Linked DNA regions of Homo sapiens: regions 2 and 3 are each linked to region 1. A link is a loop called in an ENCODE intact Hi-C map of the cell type or tissue named here. Cell type or tissue: prostate gland. All regions are shown on one strand.

Evidence for each region. Hi-C counts contacts between places; a loop is a spot of excess contacts. Peaks named below come from ENCODE experiments on the same cell type or tissue, not always from the same donor. Only the 100,000 strongest peaks of a DNase experiment are listed, where the experiment ranks them.
Region 2: a loop joins it to region 1, with 2.9 times the contacts of the local background. A loop is called at or near these places in 3 of 110 quality-filtered maps.
Region 3: it touches region 1 in a loop (5-fold over the local background); 2 of 110 quality-filtered maps call a loop at or near these places.

Annotation. Positions count from the first base shown.
Region 1 is chr10:76,249,161-76,254,160 of GRCh38, forward strand. The region is part of intron 5 of LRMDA (leucine rich melanocyte differentiation associated); the gene reads left to right. Among named protein-coding and RNA genes, the nearest start is that of KCNMA1-AS1, 640 kb to the right of the region's middle. RefSeq lists a silencer at 2,811-3,105. In prostate gland, no CTCF peak of the experiment used is centred here; a DNase peak (open chromatin) is centred at 3,031; H3K27ac peaks cover 365 bases.
Region 2 is chr10:76,392,591-76,397,590 of GRCh38, forward strand. The region is part of intron 6 of LRMDA (leucine rich melanocyte differentiation associated); the gene reads left to right. Among named protein-coding and RNA genes, the nearest start is that of KCNMA1-AS1, 490 kb to the right of the region's middle. RefSeq lists an enhancer at 4,169-5,000. In prostate gland, no CTCF peak of the experiment used is centred here; DNase peaks (open chromatin) are centred at 1,981 and 4,721; H3K27ac peaks cover 2,671 bases.
Region 3 is chr10:75,654,545-75,659,544 of GRCh38, forward strand. All of the region lies in intron 2 of LRMDA (leucine rich melanocyte differentiation associated), which reads left to right. Among named protein-coding and RNA genes, the nearest start is that of MIR606, 100 kb to the left of the region's middle. In prostate gland, no CTCF peak of the experiment used is centred here; no DNase peak of the experiment used is centred here.

The DNA.
Region 1 (5,000 bases):
CTTAAAAAAACTCAGATATTACTCCCCATTTTTATGGGCAGCTTGCTGTTTTCTATTCTTGCTTTCCTCACCGACTTTCTTGGCAAAGCTATGCTTGAGTACTCCTAGCGGGTGGCTAGATTCTCAGTGAGATGCTTCTGTCATAAAATACCCTAGAAAAGGAGGTTCAATTCATGATCCAGGGTGAAGTCCTTGTGTTTTAGTCCTATTAAATTAAAGAACCAACTTTTGCTGAGTGTTCCAAGACTGGATTCTTTCTTCCCTGTTGTCGTCAGCTCTCAGTAGGTGCAGACCTTCTGCAGAACTCCGATGGCACCCATGAAGGAAGAGGAATCCACTCTTATGGTATCAGAGCTTTATGAACCCTTTCTTAATATTAGAATGGAATCCTACAGCCAAGAGAAAACTGTGTCTCACATTCAAAGAGGCAGACATTGGAAGGAAAATATTCACCTTCTGACAAGTTTTAAAGAAACAGAAAATATTGCTTCTTTTTAAATATTTGCCTGGGTTTGATCACTTAATATTTTTTAATAGGTCACAATACTGCATTTCCAGGTAGATCGACTAAAATGCTTGGAGAATGGTTCTGTTTAATTTATTTGCCTAGTTAACTTACAGCAAACCACAAATTATTTATTTATGTATTTATTTATTTTTTGAGACAGTTTCACTCTTGTTGCCCAGGCTGGAGTGCAATGGCATGATCTTAGCTCACTGCAACTTCAGCCTCCCAGGTTCAAGTGATTCTCTTGTCTCAGCCTCCTGGGTAGCTGGGATTACAGGCATGTGCCACCACGCCTGGCTAATTTTGTTTGTATTTTTAGTAGAGATGAGGTTTCGCCATGTTGGCCACCTTGGTCTTGAACTCCTGACATCAGGTGATCCACCTGCCTCGGCCTCCCAAAGTGCTGGGATTACAGGTGTGAGCCACCTCACTGGGCCACAAATTTTTCATTTAACACAGTTGAATATGATTTCATGACTAAGGTTCTCATTGCTGAGTTATCATTCTTCAGCTGGAGAAGGGGAGAGGGAAGGTGCACTGATTCCCAAAGATCCCCTGGCATATTGTGAAGCAAGATTGAAAGATGTATCCTGGAAAAAATTCATTAGTTTGACTCTCTTTTTAACTGCATTCCTATAAATTGAGACTCTACTCATTTAAGGTGGTTATGAGAATTGAGTGGATATAATGGGATACAGAGGGTGGCACATTGCAAGCTTTGATGATAAATTATGGATGTTATGATATGTATGTACTTTCATTTGTAAGTAATGATTTTTATAAAATATTATGATACATTTCTAGGCTGACCTTGAAGGAGAATACTAACATAACTTTGGAAAACCAAAAAATGAAAAAAGGGTATCCGTTTCTCATCATGAATAGGTTTCAAATCTCGTATTTGGAGCATTTCAATTTAAGTTTGAAGAAGCAGGACTGAGGTCACATTTTTCTCCATTGGACATTCTTTCTGATGAATAAGTATTAAAACTGCTTTGAATTTGGTTTCCCCCTTAGATAAGAAATTATTTTTTCCATACAGTCTTTTCTTTGCACCTGAAGGAGCATTGAGGGTGAAAAATAGAGGCCTGTTTCCTGTTCCTAACTGGAGCCCTCCAAGGTTGTCAAACTAGAGCAACAACTTTGTGGGATTTATGCCTGGGACCTGTCAAAGTAGAATTATCATAGCAAACCCTCTCTGCTATCAATCAGAGGGGTATTGGGGATGGCAAGGGCAGGCATTTTTCAAATTTCTTTACTGTGCATATTTAGTCTTGTGCCTGGGGGAGGAAGAGCTCCTTTGAACAGTTCTTGTAGATTTCTTTTCCATCAGATGGCAGCTCACAAAACTACTTAATCTTCCCCAAAGGGCTTCTCTCATTGGCCTGCTGAGAAAAACAGCCAAGGAAGAGAGAGTGGGGGAAGACAGGGACAATCCAACAGCAAATCCTAGAAAATAACGCATTGCTTTCAGAGGACGTATGGTCTAAGTCTGGTCACACTGATATCATGACTTAGAAAAGCACACTGTCCATTGAAGGTTATCTCCCGTCGCTTCTTTTTTTTTTTTTTTTTTTTTTTTTTTTTTTTTTTTTGAGACGGAGTCTCGCTCTGTCACCCAGGCCGGACTGCGGACTGCAGTGGCGCAATCTCGGCTCACTGCAAGCTCCGCTTCCCGGGTTCACGCCATTCTCCTGCCTCAGCCTCCCGAGTAGCTGGGACTACAGGCGCCCGCCACCGCGCCCGGCTAATTTTTTGTATTTTTAGTAGAGACGGGGTTTCACCTTGTTAGCCAGGATGGTCTCGATCTCCTGACCTCATGATCCACCCGCCTCGGCCTCCCAAAGTGCTGGGATTACAGGCGTGAGCCACCGCGCCCGGCCCTCCCGTCGCTTCTAAGTATCATGTGGACATTTAGCAACAGCACAAAGCTGACAGTGCTATCATAGCGGTGTGAGTATTCTTCTGTCCTCCAGAGCCATTTCCCACATTTGTCAAGACAAAGGTTGAAGGGGACCGGACAAGGGAAATGGGTCACCCATTCATTCCCATCTGTCAGAGGTTTGCTTTGTCATGATAACATTCAAGGAGCATGTTTATCTATCCCGCTACTGGAGGTTAAGGCAAGGGTAACAAGAAGAGAAGAAACCCTGTTTGAAAAGTTTACAAATCCTGCCGTGAGGGCTGTAAACAGAGTCCAGCCGGTGGTGGAGCGTGTTAAATACTGCCACATTGATAGGGACCTGGTTCCCCGGCACTAGAAATCCACTCATGTAAACAGAGGAACTGTTGCTGTGAATCGGGTCTGTTTTGACTTAAAGTCTAAGAAACACATTGCCTTCAAAGTGAATTCTTAGGTGTCACTTCCCATAAGTTATGGCAGAAGATTACAAAGCTACTGATATAACATATTAGTTTGATGGACAGAATTATACCCCCAACGCTTCCTGCTCTCCCCAATGACGCACACTAACTTAGTGTACTGTGACAGCTGCCTTGATTTACCACCAGTCCGGGAGGCCAACCGGGAGAAGGAACGTTCACATGGACGCAGGGCCTGAGACTGGCCTGGAGCCTAGTTTATAAAGCTGCCCTGTAATTCACCACAAATGTGTCACCATTAAAAGAGGAAAAAAGGATTGCAGATAATAAATACTCTTTAATTTATTAGCTAACAACAAAGAGATCAGAGCCAGTTGTGATGTGATTGTTTGACATAATATTGTCAAGGAAAAAAAAGCTAAGTTGACCAGAGAGGTAAATTACACATTCAAGCAGATGCATCAACTCTTGGCTTGTCATAAGCCCAGCTAAACAAAACACCACACAGAGGGGAGGACTGGCCAAGAGCAGAGCCATTTATCTCTGAAAGAGACATATTCAAGAGCAAGTGAAATAAGACATAGTTCTTTTGGACTTGGTCAGAGGCCAGGTTTTAACTGTTATAAATTAAATGTTTTGTGTATAGGATTTGGCAATTCTAGTTGCCTTTGTCATGGTAGGGAGATGTTAGGTTTTTCTGCCTGTCTTAAACTCATGGTTTGGTCAGCTGGGGTGTGTGTCCTACTGCTAGATATTGGAGGATCACTACCTTTTGGTAATTAGCAGATATTGGGAAGGTTTCTGTATGTGGCTTGTGATAAAATCAGTGGCTTTAGAAAAACTTGTAATCGCCTTCGTTTTCTGCAATTCTTCCTCTACAGTTGTTGAGCAATACTCACACAGGTCACCAGGCAGGAATTCATATTGATATTAGACTCGTGGAACCTGAGGATTGGAAGAAACATTTCATCCCGCATCCCACCCAGGACATGCAGACAGTTGTGTATGAGCGGGGCAACTTCCAGGGAGGCCAGGCATCTGCCGTGTGTTATTGTAACATAGCTCAGAGTCAACCAGTGCTTTCTGGGCTTTTATTTTTATATAAGCGACTGCCCAGCAAAACTCTCCCATCCCTTGCTTGGGAAATTGAGTTTTCAGATCTAAGTGGGTACTTTTGCTTTGTTTTGCATATTATGGGTCTTTGGGTTTAGCCTATTGTTAGAACAGATTTCTGGGTTTTATTCAACAGTCTGGAGGCAAGGATAGAGTCCTGTGGGTAGGTTTAAGGACATTGATTCATGGATCAACATTTTTTTGATGTAGTTAATTGATCTGCTATGAATTGCATCTCATTTATTTTATTTGTTGCAAAGCAATATCATGGGGGATTTTTGTTAGATGTCTTATTGAAATCAATTTATAATGTTTATGGTCTCACTGATCTACCAGCTGAATAACTGTTTCTAAAAGACAGAGCTAGAAGGCAGGGAGGGAGAGAGAGAGAGAGAAAGGGAGTGGAGAAGAGAGGGGGAGAGAGAGAGAGAGAGAGAGATTGATTTGGCCTAGCTCATTCTAGGTAAAAAGATGTACTAGCTCTTAAAAGTTGCTACTATCTTTTCAACGTGCTCATATATCATATATTTAACATAATTTTTTACAATTTTAGTGTCATTATTTTTAGAATCTTCTGTTCCTCCTTTAAAAAATCAACAAAAATATTTGCCCAAATTTGCTTTTTATCTGTATTTTTTCAAATATTAGTAACATTGTTTCCATGAGCAGATCTATAAGAATTTTTTTGTTGTTGCTATTGTAAAATAAGATACTATTTGTATAGGTCTAGACACCAGGCATCTCCTATGTCTCATAAGCTCTCTAGGGCCTCATTCTTCCATTTCTTTTTTCTTTTTTACTTTTCACTCATCAGTCTAGCCCAAGGATATAATTTCATGATGGAGAAAATAATGACAAAACAAGAGCTTAGTTTTAATCATTCTGCCTTTCCTCTGTCATTTGGGATTTCTTTTTTTAACAACCATTTTCCAACAGTAGACTTATTTTCTTCCTTTGAGCATGGTTTTCATAAGTGACTTCTTAAAATCTGAATTCACTAGAATATGCCCCATACAGTTATACTAGTTTGGTTTCTTTCACTGCTTCCCTATCCTCA
Region 2 (5,000 bases), 140 kb after region 1:
CAAGTTTCAGATTTTTGAGTATTTAGGATATCAGATTCTCAGATTGGGGTGCTTAACCTGTATGTGCATTGTGTCACATAGTTTATTATTTTTTTTTGTAGTGAGAATGCTCAAAATATACTCTTAGTAATTTTCAAGAATACAACATATTGTTATAATCTATAGTCACCCTGTTGTACAATAGGTTTCTTGAACTTATTTCTCCTATTTAATTGAAATTTTGTATCCTTTGACCAATATCTTCCCAACTTACTTATACTCCCAGCAGTCCCCAGTAACCACCATTCTCCTCTCTGCTTCAATGAGTTTAACTTTTTTAGGATCCACATATAAGTGAGATCATGTGGTATTTGTCTTTCTTTGCCAGGCATATTTTACTAAACATAATCTCCAGGTTCATCCATGTTGTTGCAAATGACAAGATGTCCTTTATTAAGGCTAAATAGTAGTTCATTGTGTACAAGTACACCACACTTTCTTAATCCATTCATTCATTGATGGAACCGTAGACTGATTCCATACTTTGGTTATTGTGAATAATTGCTGCATAGGAGTGCAGATATCTCTCCTACATACTGATTTCATTTCTTTTGGATACATTCATTTCTTTTGGTGGGATTGCTAGGTTATATGTATAATAACTGTATTTTTAATTGAGGAATCTCCATACTGTTTTTTAACTTACATTCCCACTGGTAATGTACATGGGTTCCCTTTTTCCCACATCCTTATGAATACTTACCTTCTAGCTTTTTGATAATAGCCATTTTAACAGATGTGAAGTGATATCTCATTTTGGTTTTAATTTGCATTCCCTGATGATTAATGGTGTTAAACATTTTTTATACACCTGTTGATCATTTGTATGTCTTCTTTTGAAATATGTCTGTTCAGGTCCTTTGCCCATATTTTAATTGGGTTGTTTGCTTAATAATGAGTTGTTTGAGTCCTTATACATTTTTTTATATTAACCCCTTATCAGATGCATGGTTTGCAAATATTTTCTCCCATTCTGTAGGTTATCTTTTCACTCTGTTGACTGTTTCTTTTGATGAGCAGAAGCTTTTTAGTTTGATGTAATCCCAATTATTTATTTTTGCTTTTGTTGCCTATGCTTTTGGGGTGACATCCAAAAAGTCATTGCCCAGACTAATGACATGGAGTTTTCCCCTATGTTTCCTTCTAGTGGTTTCGCTGCTTCAGGTCTTATGTTGAAGTCTTTAATCCACTTTGAGTTGATTTTATTATATGGTATGAGATAAGGGTCTAATTTTTTTCTTCTGTTGTGGATATTCAGTTTTCCCAACATTGTTTATTGAGGAGACCGTCCTTTCTGCATTGTGTGTTCTTGGTACCTTTGTGGAAAACCAGTTGACTGTAAATGTGTGGATTTATTTCTGGGCTTTCTATTCTGTTCCATTAGTCTATGTGTCTTTATGGCTTTCAAATATTGTGAGACAGAAGAACACAGGATACACCCTCTTCACACTTGCCATTAATAGCCCAGTGCAGCCAGAATGAACAAGGTGTTACAGAATGTGATGCAACAACAAGGGAGTGATAATTTTATTTTAATTTAAAAAGGCATTCTCAGAAACTGAAGTTTAAATAAACCATTTGTTTAATGGCTTTAATGTGGACACTAGAAGGCACAAAGGTCTGGGCTATTGGGATTCCAGTCCATTTTCTGGAATCTTTGCCTTCAGAGGGCATAAGGTAATCAAGTACGTGGGAGGTAAGAGTCCAAATGTTCTGTATTACTCTCATCTTTCTGTGAATGACCAAATTCTTCTGCTTTTCACTGGCAATCATATATTTTGTCAACTTGTGAAAAAATACTCTACAAAGATGAAAATTGACCTTATAAAGATTCTTCACATGTATCACATTTGAGAAGGTTGTGTTCCTGACTGAAGAATCTTGCCTTGGTTTGTTGACTCTGGGGTTACACTGTGTCCAGTTATGGCTCCTTGGATGAAGGCCCTGTGTTGTTTTTGAGTCAGCTCACTCAGCTTTCTGGAGGGCAGTTGATTCCATGAAAATACTTGTCTATGTGATCAAGCAGTGGGGGCTGAATGTGTGGCTCTTCACAACAGAATGCAAGGCGGATTACTACTATTCCTACAGTGCTACTGTTATTATTAATTTTAAAAACATACAATGTCATTATCAACCTTGATCTGCTCTGCTTTTGTATTTTAGTAATTGATTGGATGAGAATGTGCCCAGGCATGCTTTAATCACTGGAAGGGCACCAGGGTTTAATCTTCCAAAGGGGTTTTTCCCATTGTTATTTCCTGAAACATGCTTGCCATTACTCAAGTGGCATACAAAATAAAATTCAAATCAAAACAGCAAAAGAGATGTGATCCCTCTCTTTTGTGCCTTCTTTTAGGCTTAATTCTCATAAGTAGAACATATCTAAGAAGAGTAGGCTTTTGAGTTCCAGGCATACTACTTCTAAACTCTTCACTTAAAGCTAGCACATTCACCTGACCTTGAAAAGGTGAATAGATACACACTGCTGAGATTAAATAAGGCACCACAGAAGAATAACTACAGGAGGAGCAAGTAAGTGCAATACCCTCTTGTATGAAGTGTGACCAACCTGAATTAAACCATATTTCTAGTCCTCCCTCAGCTCCAAACTTTTCAGAGCTTTTGCTCAATGACTCCACCCCATTGTATCCTTGGCTGACTCTCATAATTGCCTCATTATTATATTTTCTATATAATATGCATCTTTGGATTCATAGCCCAACAATCTCAGCTGGTTCTCCTCTGTAGTTTGTTTAGCAGACAATTGTAGTCATTGCCCCTCAGCCCATACAACATGGGGGATCTGGATGGAAATGAAACGCAGACTTGGCTCATCAGAGGGCAGCTTGGCTTCACTTGTATGCCACAAACATTGTCACCTCATAACACTGACAGTAGTCACTGATGAGCACATTTGAACCCATTCCCAAAAGTGCATTGCCTCCACACCACATGAATTAGAGCCATTTGTGTTATTTTGCTTATGTGTTCTTTTTCTTTTCTCTGTTGTGTATTCAGATTCCCATATTAGTTTTCCTTAATCTAAGACTTACATTAGATGACTCTAGCCAGACTGTCAAATTATTTGAGAACTCTCTTTGTAGCTCTAAATCTAGGGTAGTACCTGGTAGTCAATAATTATTTATCAAATGAATGGATATTTTTCAACACTTACTGGCAATCAAGAAATAATTGTATTTCTAAAACAGTGTGAAAACACGATGAATTGAATTGAATTGGCGAGAATAGAATATAAACTGCATAACTGTAAGAGATAGTACTATACAATAGTGCTGATGACATTTTGTTTTGCTTTATTTTATTTTATTTATTTTCTGGGGCTGCCTGATACAAAAAGTTCCTTGTGAAAAGAGAAGATTGGAATCCAATTAGTAGATTGGAATTGATGAGTTAGTTAAGGGCTTTAGCATCCTACCATGGGCTGTGGTTTTTCCCCCTGAACCTATGGGCATGTTTTGATTGAAGATGATGGCTGGAAGCTGCCACGTTTGAAGGGCTAGAGAAAGAGCCTGGGTTTCCTGTGTCAGATGATACAAACTAGAAACTAGAAACGCTACATGGTAGGGAGGCAGTGGGGGACAGAAGAAAAGACATCATTATTCTTTGTCTCTTCTTTTCCCTGGGGGAAATGTTGGCATCCAAATATTCAACAGTAGGTTGACATGTGGAAAGTGGCCTAGCCAAAGGATCTGTGGTGATCGGGAGTCATAAATCAGATATGAGAGGGAGAGACCATATGGTGCAGAAAGAAAGTGACGATGCGATTCTTTCAGCTATAGCCACTCACGTGCACTCTCTTACCCAGTAGAGAGAGGGGCCCCTTTCCACTGTTTCTTTTCTACTTCCCCAGTGAACCTGCAGGAATGTCAGCTGAAATACCTTGCTCTTTTCTACACATTTCTGAATCAGCCAAGATGTCAGTGACCTGGAAAGGACTCAGGTGAGAGCCAGAGAAATGATTAAAGAGCCGGTGATGCCGATGATCCAGTGGGTGTCTCCTCTCCGCACCACTAGAACTGACTTATGGGAAGATAGTCAAATAACTAGATATGTGTTGTTTGGCCCAGGGCAGACAAGAAGGAAGGTATGGGGTAACTTGTCTCCAATGGAGTTGCCAACAGCCAATGAATTATTGTGTCTTTTCCTCTCCAAATGGACTGTCAGTATACATATATATATTTTCAAGTTTTATTGAAAATAGTTACCTCAAATTTACTTGCACTTATTTTCCTGAGAGTCTGAGGAATCACATTCTCATTGCTGCAGGCCCCCAGAAGTTTTGAAACAGCCTCTGCCACGCCACGCAACTCTACTCACCCAGAGAAATTGCCTTCCCTCTTTTCCCTCAACTTGTCTGGAGATGAAAAGGATGAGATTGAAACCCCTTTTCTTAGAGACACGTCCCCTCCCTTGCTGGTTTCTGGCTTCTCTTTTCGGTGTGTGAGCAAAATCATTTTATTAAACCATTTGTCAGGGGGCAGATGGGAAGTCTGTCTTTCCCATTAGTTAGCAGAAAGTGACCCCAGCAGCTGTGGAGGGAATCGGTCAAGCCATTGCTACCAACCAGACCAGGGTGGAGAAGGAGGCCGGGCTTTGCTCAGTTGTCACAAGGTCCCAGGCGGCTCCCCAGGAGCCTTGGAACTGATGAGGCCCTGTTTTTATTGGCCATGCCTGTGGTAGGCTGACTTCCTTCACTCTGAGCTTCAGGCCAGCCAGGGAAGGGGGCAGGGGCCACTAGCATTGGGAAGCTTTCGTACTTTGCCCTTAACACTCCATATCCCTGTTTAATTAATTTCCTAACTTTGTGGGGGAAAAAGATGAAATAAATAAGGCCAACTGACCACTTCATAATTTGTTTCTGAAGCTTGGCTGGACATAAAAGTCTCCCTTCCAAAACCACACGGCATAATTTATTTTACGATTCCCTCTCGGCACCAGGT
Region 3 (5,000 bases), 590 kb before region 1:
TGGCTCTTGTCCTCTCCCCTCTCCTTCTCTTTATTCTAGAAATATTTCCTGGCATGAAGATTTGCCAGTTTGTTTGTCTTAGGGTAAGTTTAGCACAAGAAGTAAAACCAAACCACAGTCATACACAGATGTGAACACCAGCATCACCGCACAGTAATGCAACTTAAAAGAAAGTTTGACAGAATTAGAAATCTGACAATGCCTTTGTAGGAGCTTTCAGAGAAAATGGTGGGAGTTTCATATATTTGAAGCAATGAAAGCAAGAATGAGAAAAGCATGTCTTTGAGAAGACAACAGAAGACAATGAAAAGAAATCCTTACAGCTCAAGGATTTGAAATCACAATCATGTGACACTTTTGGAAGCGAAACAGAAAAAAATTAACTTTGCTCTAGTTTTTATGGACTTCTTTTGACTTATTGCATAAAAATAACAGAAATTTCTGGCAAGCGGACTGGATTTCCAAAACTCTTCCCCACGGAGGCAGCGAGGAGAATTGTCTGAAAAGTTATGTGTGTTTGTTATCATGAAAACATTAATAATATTAGGATTTGGCTATAATCCATTTTTACTTTGAGAACCTCGACATTTTAACGGGTACATGTAACTGATAAATCCTTTTTGTGGTTGTCAAAACAAGCAAAGCTAACTTTGTACATTTCCTATTATAACTAAAAGCACTTTGACAGTCTGAAATTGGGTGTATCAGTATGGAGAGCAAACAGCCTATTCATTTTATCACCATACTTCTCTAAGGATTTTGACATTTCTGAGATACATATCACTTCTAAACAGTGAAGCACAAAGTTGGTAAAGGTTGTGATGGCTGCAGTTCATGGAGGTTGACCATCCTGTTGGGATTGCCAGTTCCCTTGGCAGGTGCCTTGCTAGGCCAGCCTGCCATGCATCTGGTCATGTGGAGACCATCAGGAGACCATCGCATGGTCTATCCACATCTTTGAGGCCCAACTGATCATTTGTGGTGTCCTGAGAGCTTTCAGCCATGCTGTAGTCTGGGAGAGTCAGTTTTTGGGTGGGTTCAGGCATGGAGCATCTGATGATGTTGGAGTCAGTCACAATGAACCAGAACCTGAGGTCTGGGCAGGACCAGGCTCTGTGGAGAGAGGCAGTATGCTAGAGTGACTGATGTCTGTTCAGAGGAGGAGAAACATCTCCAGGCAGAGAGAAAGCCATGGTTGGTTCCCCTGCCCTGAAAGGTTTGGGCCTCGCGGTGTCTCTGCCTGTCAGATGTTTCATGTACTGGTCAGTGACATATTTTTAGGGTGGGTCTGGATAAGGATGTTTGGTTCAAACGTGTGTGGAGCCTGGGCCCCTTCACCTGCACATCCCTCATCCCACTGTCTCTCTCCAGCCTGTCCCCTCTGTGACCTGGTCATCTGCTTCTCTCCCTGGAGCTCCCCTCATGTGACCCATCTGTTTGCACTGGAGTGACCTTCTGCTGATCCCGTCTTGGTTGCCTCATTTCTTCCATTAGCTGTGAATTTTTTGAGGATAGTGCATATCTTATATTTTTAGTTTGTGTTTTAATTGTTCACCATAGTTCACATTCTATCTCATTCCCATAGTAGTTTTTTGAACAATTATTTTATCCGAAAGTACTTGTAGTGGTCTTCCAGTCTTTAGCCTGGAAATTAGCCTGATGACTAATGTTTTGTGTGGAGATTAGCAGAGTAGGTAGTGGCTAAGAGCCCAGATTCTGGAGCCAGATTGCTTGGCTCAGCAATGCTGCTTTCTGGCTGTGTGACCTTGAATGAGTTAAAGTACCCCTCTGTGCCTTAGTTTCTTTATCTGTGCAATCTGTACAATAATAGAAGTACCCACTTCCTATGATTCCATTCTATGAATTACCTATTGTTGGTTGCTGTTGTTACTGTTTTTTTATTGTTCTCTTACTTGAGGACTTCAGTGACAAAGAGTAGCAGTCCCCGTGCTTTGGGTTACTGAATTTTAAACTCTTTTGTAAGGCTGATTGAGTGAGGGAGTCTTTGCTTGGAGGCAGGAAGATGACTCCCCAAGCCCCTGTTTGTCCCCCATTATTCCTGTCCTCCAGGACTGGCATGCCCTGCCGTTCATTTCCTTGTTGGAGGAGACAATGATGATGCCTTTTCTACACAGACACTCTCCTCAGCTGCTTGCTTTTGTGAGCAGGTATCTCCTCTGTTAAGAGATTAGAATCTTAATCCTAAATGATATTTCATGGCCTAAGACTTAAATTTATATATCACCATCCGGAATAATGTATTGGATTGCATTAAACAGATTGTAGATTAACATGCAACTATAAAACAAATCATCAATGTGTTGTTGACAACTCTAAGTGCAAGTTCATATATTTAACTACATTTGGGGAGTATTAAAGTGTTTAAAGCGGCTTAACGGGTTGATGTAAAATTAAGCATCATGTTCTGTTTCAATTTGTGAGCCAGCCCGAGAGACAATAAAATGGAGGCATAGGCTTGAGAGGAAGGAGCATGGAAGAAAATTTGGAATCAGACTTGGCACCAGGGAAATCCTGGCATGGTCAAAACATATTGGGTAGCAGTAGAAGGCTGTCCATTTACATACTCAGTCTATGAGCAGGTATTTGAAGCCTCAAGGAGTTTATAGTCCAGTTGAGATAAACCAACCAGCATACAGAAAACAATGGTGAAAAATAAGAGACTTAGTGTCCTTTAGCACTGAGCTGGGTGAAATGGACCACCTGCTGTGAGAGTTCACAGGAAATGACAGTGGCATTTGGAGTGGTCAGAAAGATCTTAAAGATGGTGGCATTTGAGCTGATCCTCATAAGGCAATCAGAGAGGAGAATGGAAGGCAAGGGTGAAAGCGTGGTAGGCGCTTGGGTAATGGTGTGCTGGAAATTCATGATCAGACAGTTGGGTAGGGCCAGGTACTAGAGAGCCACAGCAGCCAGGCAAGCACTAATGCTAGAACCAGGAACCAGACTGCCTGGGATTCAAATCCCTGATCCCTCACTTTCTAGTTGTGTGGCCCTAGGTGGGTTACATAACTGCTTTCTCAGTTTTCTCATCTGTAAAATGGGGATAACACCAGTATGTACCTTTGAGGATTGTTGTGAAGAGTCAATGTGTTTTTGAATAGAGGAGGCATATAGTAGTGGAAATGGCATTTGACCTGTAATGGTATTTAGGTTTGCTTCCAGGGTGAGAGAGTTGGGGGGCAAACTGGTGGGCAAATTGGGGAGGCTGTTTAAGCAATTTCGGTGCAGGGTAACGGGTCCTAGGCTAAGAATAGACTCTAATAAGAAAGACAGTAGATGTGTGGATTTCTTTTTCTTAATTTTTATCCTTTTACTGTCCTTTGGGCTGTGGAGACTATCAGTGTGTATGCTCTGCCATGGTTCTGTAAGCCTTCCTCTAAACAGTGCATCCCGAGAGAGACAGATGTGAGCTGGGAATGTGGACCCTGCTGGATGCGGGCATTTCCTTTCCTCCCCTTCTCTCTGGCTTCACAGTGTTTAGACTTTTTTGTACCTATCCCAAAAATTGCTGCTAATTGACTTGGAGCACATAAAAATAAGGGATATGAATGCTCTGGAGAGACACCTCAGGCTCTACTTGAAGATAATATGGGGTGAATAAGAAAAACCGCAGTGTAGTCCGGAGCTGTGTTAAAGGGAATGAAACGTGCAAAGCCTTTTTCACTGCACGCTGTGTGAATGAGATCCTTGTTGGAACTCTAGAGTTGCTTACCAGAGTTCAAAGAAAATGAAAAAAAAAAAAAAAAAGGGAGGCAGGGAAGGCTGGTGAAAAAAATGATTCAAAGGGTAGAAAATAGATCTCTGAAGGAAAATCTTGTAAGACTGGAGTGTTCAGACTAGGGAAGGAAAAAGAGGGTAAATTAATTCCTAACCTCAAATAGCAAAAGGTTTCTTTTTTTTTATGTGAATCTTTGTTTCTCAAAGAACGTTCTATGGAACCCAAGTTCTGGAGCGGGGTGGCTTCTGAAGTCAGGTCAGTCCCCCATGGACAATTCCCAAAGCACATTTGCATCTAAGAGGGACTGAGGATTTCTGCAGAAAGAACCCCATTTTACTTTGAGTAACCTACTGTATTCCAAACATTTTCATCTCTGGAAATTTTTAGTTTTCTAACACCTTTGGAAAATGCTGAGTCAGAATCACTAAGATGATGTTCAGTATAAGAGAAAAAATAAAAGGTTTGAGGTGTGAGACCAAACATTGTGGTGATAATAGAATTTTCACTGGGGGAAATGTAGGGTCCTCCTCTATTTTGGTGGGTGGAGGTAAAGAAGAGAATACAGTCAGCCACCTGTTTTTAAGGCCATGTGCCTACCTAAGTGCAGGGGCCACTGCCCCTGTCCTTCCCAGTCCTGGGGCATTCAAGCTGAGTGCTGTGGGCTCAGGTTTGGAGCCCAATCATTTGGGCTCCAAATTCTGTAAGGTGGCTGGAGAAGCTTGATGGGCCTGGCCCCACCGGCAGGAGATGAGGTAGATGGCCCCTGGGACCAGCTGAGAAGGGCAAACACAGACCTGGCTCTTTGCTGAGGCCAGCCTGGGGAGACGCATGGCACATTGCCGACACAAAGTGCACGTCTGCCCCTGCTCAAGGGCAAGAGTCATCCAGGTGTGTCAACTCATGGTGCCTCTTAGGGAGTTCAAGAACCGAAATTCAGGAGAGGCACTCTCAGTTTACGTTACTTTCTTCATCAAGGTTGGCAAGTGTCTTTCCAGTTTTTGCTTAAAACCCAGCTTTCTTCCCTTCCCTTTGTTTTCTCCCCTTCTCTCTGTCTTCCTGCCTCCCTCCCTTTCCTCTCTTTTTTTTTCTTTCTTCCCCAGCTTTATTTGAGGTGGAATTGGCAAATAAAAACTGTGTATATTCAAGACACACAACATGATGATTTGATATACATATACATTGTGAAATGATTGGAGATTCTGCCATTTGCGACAACACAGATGAACCTGGAGGACATTATACCAAGTAAAACAAGCCAGAC